Linked DNA regions of Homo sapiens: region 2 is linked to region 1. A link is a contact called in ENCODE Hi-C or POLR2A ChIA-PET data. All regions are on one chromosome and are shown on one strand. The core of a region is the stretch at or near the end of the contact, and the rest is flanking DNA. Distances in the headings are between cores, read along the strand shown.

What was found. Hi-C counts contacts between places; a loop is a spot of excess contacts on that map. ChIA-PET counts read pairs that join two places held with the same protein, here RNA polymerase II (POLR2A). Pooled maps may share reads with other maps.
Region 2: a loop to region 1 is called in a pooled map, with 1.8 times the contacts of the local background. The contact joins the enhancer-like site here to the promoter of CYP3A5 in region 1. A Hi-C loop is called at or near these places in 1 of 168 maps with a recorded cell type or tissue (naive thymus-derived CD4-positive, alpha-beta T cell) and 7 of 50 pooled maps. POLR2A ChIA-PET finds 5 or more read pairs at or near these places in 7 of 52 experiments (CD4-positive, alpha-beta T cell, MCF 10A, RWPE1 and 3 more).

What each region holds. Positions count from the first base shown.
Region 1 is chr7:99,677,571-99,683,218 of GRCh38, reverse strand. CYP3A5 (cytochrome P450 family 3 subfamily A member 5) reads left to right here and starts at 3,223. Exons shown (of 13, transcript NM_000777.5): 1 at 3,223-3,393. The coding sequence starts at 3,323. It also overlaps a transcript of ZSCAN25 not described here. RefSeq lists promoters at 2,532-3,270, 3,138-3,303.
Region 2 is chr7:99,620,994-99,626,641 of GRCh38, reverse strand. It overlaps ZSCAN25 (zinc finger and SCAN domain containing 25), which reads right to left. Exons shown (of 8, transcript NM_145115.3): 5 at 5,068-5,269; 6 at 4,002-4,093; 7 at 2,462-2,585. Among named protein-coding and RNA genes, the nearest start is that of ZSCAN25, 6.9 kb to the right of the region's middle. Within about 2 kb of position 2,840, at least 6 of the 41 ENCODE cell types and tissues checked have a DNase peak (open chromatin) inside an H3K27ac peak, as active enhancers do; they include CD4-positive, alpha-beta T cell, where a contact is called at or near this core.

The DNA of each region.
Region 1 (5,648 bases), core at 1,974-4,473:
GAACCAGAGCTTTTTAGAGAAATGGCTGATTCCAGGGCCAGGATTAAGAATGTTCAAGATAAGCCTAGGATACATTTTGTGCCAGGAAGCAAGAAGATGTTCAAATGATTTCCAAGTAATGTTTGGAAATGATATTTGAAAATGATTTCCAAATGATATTTCCAAATGATTTCCAAATGATATATGGAAACACTTAAAGACTCCACTAAAGAACTATTAGATCTGATAAACAAATTCAGTAATGTTGCTGGATACAAAATCAACATACAAAAACCAGTAGCATTTCTGCATGCCAACAGTGAACAATCTGGCAAAAATAAAAAATGTAATCCCATTTACAATAACCCCAAATAAAACTAAATACCTGGGAATTAACTTAAGAGAAAGATGTCTACAATTAATATTGTAAAACACTGATGAAGGAAATTGAAGAAGACACAAAAAAGAAGGATATTCCATGTTTATATATTGTAAGCATTAATATTGTTAAAAATGTCCATACTACCCAAAGCAATGCACAGATTCAATGCAGTCTCTCAAAATACCAATGGCATTCTTCAAAGAAATAGAAAAAAAAAAACCCTAAAATTTGTATGGAACCACAAAAGACCCAGAATAGCGAAAGCTACCTTCAGCAAAAAGAACAAAACTGGAGGAATCATATTACCTGACTTCAAATTATACTACAGAGGTATAATAACCAAAACAGTATGGTACTTGTATAAAAACAGACACAGACCAATGAAATAGAATAGAGAACCCAGAAACAATTCCACACACCTACGGTGAACTCATTTTCAACAATGTTGTCAAGAACATACACTGGGGGAAAAGACAGTCTCTTCTGGTGCTGGGAAAGCTGGATTTTAACATGCAGAATAATGAAACTAGAACCCTGTATCTCACCAGACACAAAAATCAAATCAAGGTGGACGAAAGACTGAAACCTGGCTGAGTGCCGTGGCTCATGCCTGTAATCCCAGCATTTTGAGAGGCCGAGGCGGGTGTATCACTTGAGGTCAGGAGTTCAAGACCAGCCTGGCCAACATGGTGAAACCACATGTCTACCAAAAAATACAAGAGTTAGCTGGACATGCTGGTGCGTGCCTGTAGTCCCAGCTACACAGAAGGCTGAGGTGGCAGAATCACTTGGACCCAGGAGGCGGAGGTGGCAGTGAGCTGAGATCATGACAATGCACCCCAGCCTGGGCAAGAGAGTGAGACTCTGTCAGAAAAACAAAAAACAAAAAAACAAAAAACAAAACTGAAATCTGAGACCTCAAACGATGAAACTGCTACAAGAAAACATTGTGGAAACTCTTCAGGATATTGGTCTGGGCAAAACTTTCTGAAGAACTACCCCACAAGCACAGGCAACCAAAGCAAAAATGGACAAATGGATCAGATCAAGTTAAAAAGCTTCTGTACCACAAAGAAAGCAATCAACAAAGTGAAGACACAAACCACAGAATGGGAGAAAATATTTTCAAAGTCACACTCTGACAACAGATTAATAGCCAGAATACATGAAGCGCTCAAACAACTCTGTAAGGAAAAATCTAATAATCCAATCAAAAAATGGGCAAAATTTGAATAGACATTTTTCAAAAGAAGACATACAAATGCCACATAGGCATATGATAAGGTGCTCAACATCACTGGTCATTAGAGAAATGCAAATCAAAACCACAATGAGATATCATCTTACCCCAGCTAAAATGGTTTTTATCCAAAAGACAGGCAACAACAAATGCCAGCGAGAATGTGGAGAAAAGGGAACCCTTGTACACTGTTGGTGTAAATTAGTGCAACCACTATAGAGAACAATTTGGAGGTTCCTCAAAACATTAAAATTAACATTAAATAGAGCTACCACAATATCCAGAAATCCCCATGCTGGGTATATACCTGGAAGAAAGGAAATCATATATTGAAGAGATAACATCACTCCAATATTCACAATAGCCACTATTCACAAATGCCAAGATTTGGAAGCAACCTAAGTGTCCATCAACAGATGAATGGATAAAGAAAGTACTCCAATTATACACAATGGAGCACAATTCAGCCATGAAAAAAGCATGAGATCCTGTTATCTGTAATAATATGGATGGAACTGGAGGTCATCATGTTAAGTGAAATAAGCCAGGCACAGAAACACAGATATTGCAAGTTCTCACATACTTGTGGGATCTACAAATCAAAACAACTGAGCTAATGTCTGGGCCTTAGTCAGTGTTGTACCCAAGTACTGGGAGCACAGCTTTTAAAATACATCATGAATGCTTTAATACAGGAATGAATAGATGAGAGGCACAAACTGGTTGGGTGTTCTTCTGATACACAGTATCTTCCTTGACAGATTCAGTACAACTCTCAACAGGTAAGTCTCTTCATGTTATGTTACCTTATGAGGAATTAAGTGGCAGAACATGATTTCTATTATTTTCCTTTGCAGAACAAGACCAACTTTATTAGTTGGGACACAGTGTGGCTGCATTTGAGTCCCAAGCAACCATTAGTCTATTGCTATCACCACAGAGTCAGAGGGGATGAGACGCCCAGCAATCTCACCCAAGACAACTCCACCAACATTCCTGGTTACCCACCATGTGTACAGTACCCTGCTAGGAACCAGGGTCATGAAAGTAAATAATACCAGACTGTGCCCTTGAGGAGCTCACCTCTGCTAAGGGAAACAGGCATAGAAACTTACAATGGTGGTAGAGAGAAAAGAGGACAATAGGACTGTGTGAGGGGGATAGGAGGCACCCAGAGGAGGAAATGGTTACATTTGTGTGAGGAGGTTGGTAAGGAAAAATTTTAGCAGAAGGGGTCTGTCTGGCTGGGCTTGGAAGGATACGTAGGAGTCATCTAGAGGGCACAGGTACACTCCAGGCAGAGGGAATTTCGTGGGTAAAGATGTGTAGGTGTGGCTTGTGAGGATGGATTTCAATTATTCTAGAATGAAGGCAGCCATGGAGGGGCAGGTGAGAGGAGGGTTAATAGATTTCATGCCAATGGCTCCACTTGAGTTTCTGATAAGAACCCAGAACCCTTGGACTCCCCGATAACACTGATTAAGCTTTTCATGATTCCTCATAGAACATGAACTCAAAAGAGGTCAGCAAAGGGGTGTGTGCGATTCTTTGCTATTGGCTGCAGCTATAGCCCTGCCTCCTTCTCCAGCACATAAATCTTTCAGCAGCTTGGCTGAAGACTGCTGTGCAGGGCAGGGAAGCTCCAGGCAAACAGCCCAGCAAACAGCAGCACTCAGCTAAAAGGAAGACTCACAGAACACAGTTGAAGAAGGAAAGTGGCGATGGACCTCATCCCAAATTTGGCGGTGGAAACCTGGCTTCTCCTGGCTGTCAGCCTGGTGCTCCTCTATCTGTGAGTAACTGTCCAAACTCCTCTCTTTGTTTCCTTGGACTTGGGGTGCTAATCGGGCCCCTTTTCCCTTATCTGTTTTGAAGATCAAAAGAGATGTTCAAGGAGAAGTAGCTGAAGTGTTGGACGCTACAAACGCATAGAAGTTATTATTATCTTATGCAGATCTATGAATGAATAAATAAGCATTTCTCCCATCCACCTTCTAATTTTGGTGACTAGGAGGGTTTAGGGACAGCATTTGGTAGTGGGAATGATTTGATTAGCTTAGATCTGACGAAGACTAATCAATGAAAACATGGCAGCGGCAGATTACAAACTGCTGATCATGATGGACAGTGTGATCCTCATCCCCTTCCCAGGCTCTGGGGATTCTGGGTACAGGAAGGAGTGGCTTGCATTTTTGTCTCATTAATTCGCTTTCTGGGTTCTGTGTCTGCTGGAAGGGATGTGTAGCTGTATTGCCCCTGTAGACCTGGTTCCTGCTCCCCCGCCTTCCAACCCAGGATATCATTTACATAACGCACCAGGGGACACCAAGACTTCATGGGAAGCTGTCCCCTGGCTCTTCCCTCTTTCCTGTGCCATGCCCCTGAAAATCCCCTCCCTCCTATGAGTCACTCCTCCACCCTGTCATACACAGGATGGTTTATCTTGCAATGATTAACCTCTAGAGCAAAGGAGACCTGGAGGAAGTTTCGAGGATTTATTCTTTGCTTTAATCTTTTTCCTCCCGTCTCTGGGAGGCTAGGATTAATATAGAGCTTTGTTTCTCACCTAATGGGAATCTACTAGCAGCCTGAAAAGGCAGGAGCCATGAAAGCCAATTTGGATTTTACATATTTTTCCCCTTTATGTTACAGTACAGGAGGGCAAACCCTCTCACTGGTGGGATTCCTGGCATCCTAGAGCAGGTGGAGAGAAGAGTTACTTTCCACTGTGGGTAGTGGAGGCTCCACCTGTCCCATTAACTTCTACCTCAATTTGACTTTTATTAAGAGCAGGGAACCACAATGACATGAAAATAGACACTATAAACCTCATTTTAATTCTTTCACAGAAAGCTTAGGAATTCAGTGAGTTGTGGCAACATGGTTTCCATTGTCTAACATTTTTAAATGAATTGATATGGTTTAAATTCATTCATTTTTAAACCAGAATTTTTTGGAGATAGACTATTTCCAGCATGTTCCTTCTGGATGGTAAAACAGGGCTGTTAGTTCAGTATTTGTGACAATAAGTGTGTGTAAAATAATGTCACCTTTCCTGAATGTCAGGAATATGAGTCTAATGCACAAATGTATACCTCTAAGACAAGACTGCACGTCTTTTCAAATATACCTGTCCGGCCATTTATTTTAATAACTCCTTTTCGAATATACCTGCTTAGCAGATTGTCTTAAACTCTCAGGACAGGGGAGTAAGCAAGACTGTGAGCCAGTGACGATAGCAAAGGCTTCCAGGTAGGATCCATATGAAGTGAGAAAATATTCCTCAGCTCTCAGGGTAGAACTCCAAAGAGATATTCATGGGTCCTGGCCCCACCGTGGAGGTCACTCAAAGGGCAAACAGGTTGGCATCTCATCTGCTTCAAGCCTGGACACAGGGGCACCATCTGTGTCACTCTGTGTGTGGTCTGCCATGTTGTGGGCCGGTCACTACAGACTCGGGCAGCCAGGCAGACAATGCCTTAGCCTTAGACAATGCTGGTGCAGCCCAGGAGTCAGAAAATGCAGTGTAGACCAGGCCCTCCTTAGGCCAACACAATTACATGCAATAGATGACTGGCTTTTCTGTTAGTCTCTTCACTGGACCCAAAGGCTGCATTACTCTACCAGAGGGGAGCTGGAAAGAAACTAAAGAGTTCGCCCAGCACAGCATCTGCCTTGACATGGTACCATGTGAATCTAGACACTCACCAAGATCTTTCCTTGGGGGCCAATGCTGCTGACACATTAACTCAATAGCTTGTCCTCACCTGAGAGGTCAGGTAATGTGTTTAAAGTTCAGGAGCAGAGATTAGTGTCATTGATTTGACATGGCTGTGACAACAAAGGAGGGAACTGAAGTGGGAATACCCAAGGCCACCCTGGCTTTGGCAGGTGGTGCACGCACTTCCACTAACTGTTCTGGGGCAGGGAACCAAATGTATGACTGGGCCTGCTCATGCTGCCCCTGCTGAGTCCTCCAAACCCTGCCCTTCATGTAATTTCTCAGTTTTATTTTATCACATTTTATAAGTCACTGGATGTTTACAA
Region 2 (5,648 bases), core at 1,591-4,090, 56 kb after region 1:
AATGCTTCCCTCTCTTTCTGACAGTAGTAACATAATTTTTCCAGGCCCTTAGCCAGGATCCTAAGACGTAGACTCCTCTCTGACTCTTCTCTTTCCTCCCCTCTGGCCAATCTGTGGCCCATCCTTGGAAGCATATTTCAGTAAACCCCCTTCTACATGACCACTGGCCTGGTTCCTGCTCTTACCCCAGTGCCTACACTATTTCAACCCTCCAGACTGGCCGTACCCTGCCGTCAATCCAATTTTCCTCAAGTAAAACCTCCATCACATTACTCTGCGCAGAAAAAATTTTTAAACAAGGACCCAGAGTCCTCACGGACTCCTCAGCGGCCTCACTCTACTCACTCCTGCCTCCTCCTTACTCCTCTGAGCACTCATCTTTCACTCCAGGACCCTCACCATCCTGGGAACCAGCCTGCAGAGTCCTGCATTCAGGTTTCTGCACCTGCTACTTTTTGCCTCTGTGATTCCAAATCCTGTTGTGAGTTCTTGCTCCAGTCCTTGTGGACATTACTGCAATTACAACCCAGACAACAAGGTCTGCACCTCACCGTCTGCTAATGAGAACAGACGAACAACTGGAAGTGATCTGGGCAGCCACCTAGCTCAACCCTGCCCTGTGCATTCAGTCTCTTTACAGGTGAAGCAGCTCAGGCCCAGCCCCAAGCAGCTGTCAGTACAAGCACCAGGACAACCCGAGTGTGAATCCCAGGAAGACCTGAAAGCTGGGACAGCAAGTGAATGGTACACTTGGGAAACAGGCCTTCGTGTCACCTGGCGGCAGAAATGTTCAGGTATGGGCTTGAGTTGCTCTGAGTTCTGAGACACTGAGCTGGTGAGGGGACAAGGACAGAACCAGTCTCCAGAACAGTCAGAAATGGCCAGGAGAGCATGAAAATCTTCTGAGAATGGGGGCGAGGGGCTCCTCACCCCACACAGCAGCATCACTGGGAGGGGAATATCCCTGAGGGGGACCCTGGCACCAGGACACTGGCACCTTTGTCTGGGGCTCATCACTCGAGCCCCTGCTTTGTTCTGTCATCCTCTGCCGTTACAGCAATCACACATCTCCACATAAAGTATGCTGACATCTTTCTGCCACTTGCATCACTGCCACACTGTGTCAACCGTGCCCTGGACCCAGGTCTCCCAGGAGACCAGTGCCCCTTACCGTATCCCACTATTACATGCACATGGCCTCTTCCCCTGAACTCTAAGACCCCACAGGCAAGCGCCTTTATTTTTAACTCTTCATAGTGACCAGAACAGCAATGGCCACAGAGCCAAGTCCACCTCTGTGGTGAATAAATGAGTGAAGGCTGAGGGCTCCTACAAGAATCCCTTAGTAATACTTACAGCACTAACTAAACAATCTAACACTACCATGGTCACCACACATTTAGATATGTCACCTCCCTTCATCCTCATGGCACCATGAGGACAGGTTCCATGAACAGCCCCATTCCACAACAGAGGAAACTGAGACCTGGAAAGCTCAAGGGAGATGCTCAAGGTCAGGGTCAGCAAGTGGAGGGGCAGGATGGATTCTCTTACGTCCTGAAGGAAGCACAGGGATAATCTTGCTCTTCCTTCAAGGCATTTCAGGATAAGGAAAGGCTAGGTGGGGTCGGTACAGATGGGTGGTCAGTGTACAACTCACAAAGAAGTTATGAAACAAAAAAGAAGAAAATCAAAGAACAAGGACAGGCCGCTCCAGCCACAGTGTTTCCTCTCCCCGCCGGCATCCTGATTCCACGCATGCAGACTCTCCATACTGTCCCTTGCCCTGGCAGCCCCAAAGCCCCGCAGTGCGCTCTGCTGGCAGCCCCTGTGGGCTCTCTCTCGCTGCTCCTCCTCCCATGAGCTGCTGTCACACACAATGGCCGCATCCCCCCAGGCTCTGAGCCCAGGTCAAACCCAGCCACCACCTGAGTCCCAGCGCAGCTCTGCTTCCTCTGTGACTCGGGCCACTCCAACCTCTCCCATCGCGAAGCCCCCTCGTGCCCTCCTACGTGCACACCGTGAGCTCCAACGCTTTCGTGCACGTTAGTCCTGCCCACTTCCTGCCGCAAGAGAAAACCACTAACACAGGGCCCACATGCAGGGAGCACTCAATAAATATCTGAACAAGCTCAGATGCCCCATCTTTTGCTGTTCGTATCTTGTTCTCAAGCCCTCAGTGTCTTTAATCATGGACACAATGTAGGTGTTTGGGGGTCCTCATGACCGACCTGTCTCCATACAGCCAGAATAATGGCCTCATGTTTTCCTGCTCCATCATTTGGCTCCTCTATTGACACAGGAAAGCAGCTCCTCGTGCCCCATGGTCCGTGCTGGACCCATTTACCCGCCTGCCATGAAGTCCCCTTCCTTTGCCAGGAGCGCCAGAGCTACGGCAGGACCCCTGACCTGAGCTTTCAGAACTCCCCAGTTCCTCACCTGTGGGTGGAGACAGTCTTACCTGGAGAGACCCTGCAGTCCTGCGGTTCCACATACTCCCCAAAGCAGTCTATCTGGGCTGGGGTCACATGCCTCCACTCCTCCTCAGGGAAGGCCAGGGCCATATCTTTAAATGGCCCCAACCCCTGCAACAATAGGAGATTGCTATGAATAAAGAAAGAATCCTAGGCCAGAGACAGTGGCTCATGTCTGTAATCCAACTTCCTCCCAACCAGCTTCCTCCCAACAGTTGAATGGGAGTAATCCACTTGTTTGAGCCACTGCAGTTGTGAGCCTCTGTGGCTGGGGCTCAGCTTGCCCCTAACAACTAAGTCACCTCATTTCCACTCTGCAGCAGCCTCCCACTCACACCTCATGCTTGACAGAGCCTGGCAGCCGCTATTTACCTTCTCATCAAGAACAAAGTTCACATTCGGCCAAGCCCTGTCTTAAGAACAAGGCTGTGATAAAATAAATGCATCCTCAATTTCTCACTCACTGCACCACGAAGAACTATTATGGTACAAGGGAGGATCCAACCAAATTAAAAAGCACTGATGTCATTCCTCATCCCCTCCAAAGTACATCCTTGGAGAACAGGAAAAGGGAAATGATGCTGGCATCCAGCCTTGCCCAAATACGGCTTGAGCAGGACCAGACTTGATCCCCTTCTTTTTTCTGCCAAACACCTTTTCTTCTTCAAAGAACTCTTTTAGACTCGCCTCCTTGAGGAAGGTGCCCCACTGGAAAGCCCCCACCTCCCTGCTACTAGTGCTCAGCACCCTGTGGAAAAGAGAGCACCCCATCTATGCTTCAGTTACCTCATTTGTGGCAGATGAGTAATGTTAACGAGGTCCAACTCCTAGTGTGGCCTGTATGGCCAAAGAGACCACCCTGCTCAATGCTTCTGAAAGCCCCAACCCTGAGTCAGCCACATTCCTGCTGAGGTTAGGGGACAGGAAAGTTTCCAAAACAGAAAAATCAGCAGCAGAAGTACCCATAAACGGCACCCACAAAGGGTTATCTCGGGGCCAATCAGCACAGCCTAGATAGCCCTAGGGGGTTTCTATCTGTAACAGTTGTAAGAGTCCATCTGTGGCTGGGCGCGGTGGCTCATGCCTGTAATCCCAGCACTTTGGGAGGCCGAAGTGGGTGGATCACAAGATCAGGAGATCGAGACCATCCTGGCTAACACGGTGAAACCCCGTCTCTACTAAAAATACAAAAAATTAGCCAGGCGAGGTGGCAGGTGCCTGTAGTCCCAGCTGCTTGGGAGGCTGAGGCAGGAGAATGATGTGAACCCAGGAGGCGGAGCCTGCAGTGAGCCAAGACCGTGCCACTGCACTCCAGCCTGGGCGACAGACATAAGGTTCGATGTAAATTAACAACTGCGGCTGATGGTTCAGTGGAGGAAACCACACCATCAGGTCCACCGGGACTAGGAAGGGAGAATGACTCAACTTGGGGCGGGAAGGGAACACTGTTGTGCAGAGAAACCTTGGGGAAGGTGAACCTCAATCAAAGCAACGGTCATGATTTCTGCAAAGGGAGTCAGAGCTCACCTGCGATCCAGCAGTAAAGAACCCAGCTGCCATCTCTTGGTCTCTGGGATTCACTGCGGGGAGGCCAGGACCCGCCTGCAGAACAGGTAGTGCTGAGCAGGGACAAAAAGCATGAGAAAGATCAGAAGGATCAGTGATGTTATGCTGTTAGCTCGTTCAAATGTGTCCCCTACCAGATGCTCACAACCTCAGGAACCAGAAGACTCCAGACAGAATCCCTTTTCACTCTGGTACCACACTTTCCCATGCACAGGGGCCTGGGTGTCCCTTGCCCTATTCTCAGCTGGGGCCTGGGTGTCTCCTGTTCTCAGCTGGCAAGATTGTCCCGGCCCTGTCCGTCCAGGGCTACCCATGCTACCCAGTCACACTCTGGGAATAACCTCCTATGAGATTCAATAACAAAATAAAGCTACGTGGGCTGGGCGCGGTGGCTCATGCCTGTAATCCCAGCACTTTGGGAGGCTGAGGTGGACAGATCACGAGGTCAGGAGATCGAGACCATCCTGGCTAACATGGTGAAACCCCGTCTCCACTAAAAATACAAAAAAATTAACAGGGCATGGTGGCACATGCCTGTAGGCCCAGCTACTTGGGAGGCTGAAGCAGGAGAATTGCTTCAACCCAGGAGGCAAAGGTTGCAGTGAGCTGAGATCGCGCCACTGCACTCCAACCTGGGTGACAGAGTGAGACCCCATCTCAAAAAAGAAAGAAAGAAAGAAAGAAAGCTACATATTACTTTGGGGGATATGGTTTATCTGCCTACTGAAAAAGTATTCCTGCAAGTCAGCTGAATATTTCTTGGTAGTTTCTAGAAGGGATCTGAGGGAAAGAAAAGAGAAATAATAAGAAAGCATGATCCCAGATATCCCCTCCAGACACCAGAGGGTAAAGGGAGAAGAAACAATTTCACTTCATCTATTTCCTAAGGTGGAGGAAGTAGCCAAGAAAATTCACAATTACACCTCGTGGGTAACTTAGTTGCTCCATTGCTGGGTTTCTGAAGAGAGTTGGCTGCACAGCACTGTTTCCTATGACCTGACATCCCCACTATCTGCGTCTTACTCACCTTGCTCCTGGAAGGCCCGTGTCTCATCTCCAGGGTCCTGACTGAGCTGCTCCTCGGTACCTGGGTCTGGACCTTGAACTCCTTCCCCAGGGGGCATCCCCCATTCAGGCTTGACCTCCACTGGCCCCAGCTGGATGCCTGGCTCCCAAGCGCCTCTGCAAAGTGCTGTTTCCTCCTGCTCTCCCTGCCTGTGGCATGGAACCTAAGAACAGTTCCCAACACCGATTAGAATGAGGCCTGGGCAAGGCTGTTATGAAGGGAGTTGAACTAAAATCTAAAAAGAGAACCAAGAAAAGAACCATTCCAGCTTCAGGGGAGAGGAAGGAAAAATCAGCTGAGCTCTTCCCCAGGACATTAGTGAGGAAGTGAAAAGGAAGCTAAACTCATGCATCAGGCCCTGAGCAACTTTTATCTGTCCACGCCATTTGACAAGGGTCCCCTCTACCTGCCATCACCAAGCCCAAATATTATCCTGCTGAGGATTTTAACACAATATACTCACTACTAGAAAAAAAAATTCCTAATTGAAAAAGCTGAAAATAAAAAATGCAAAGCCTAGACCCTGCAGTGAACAGGCCAGT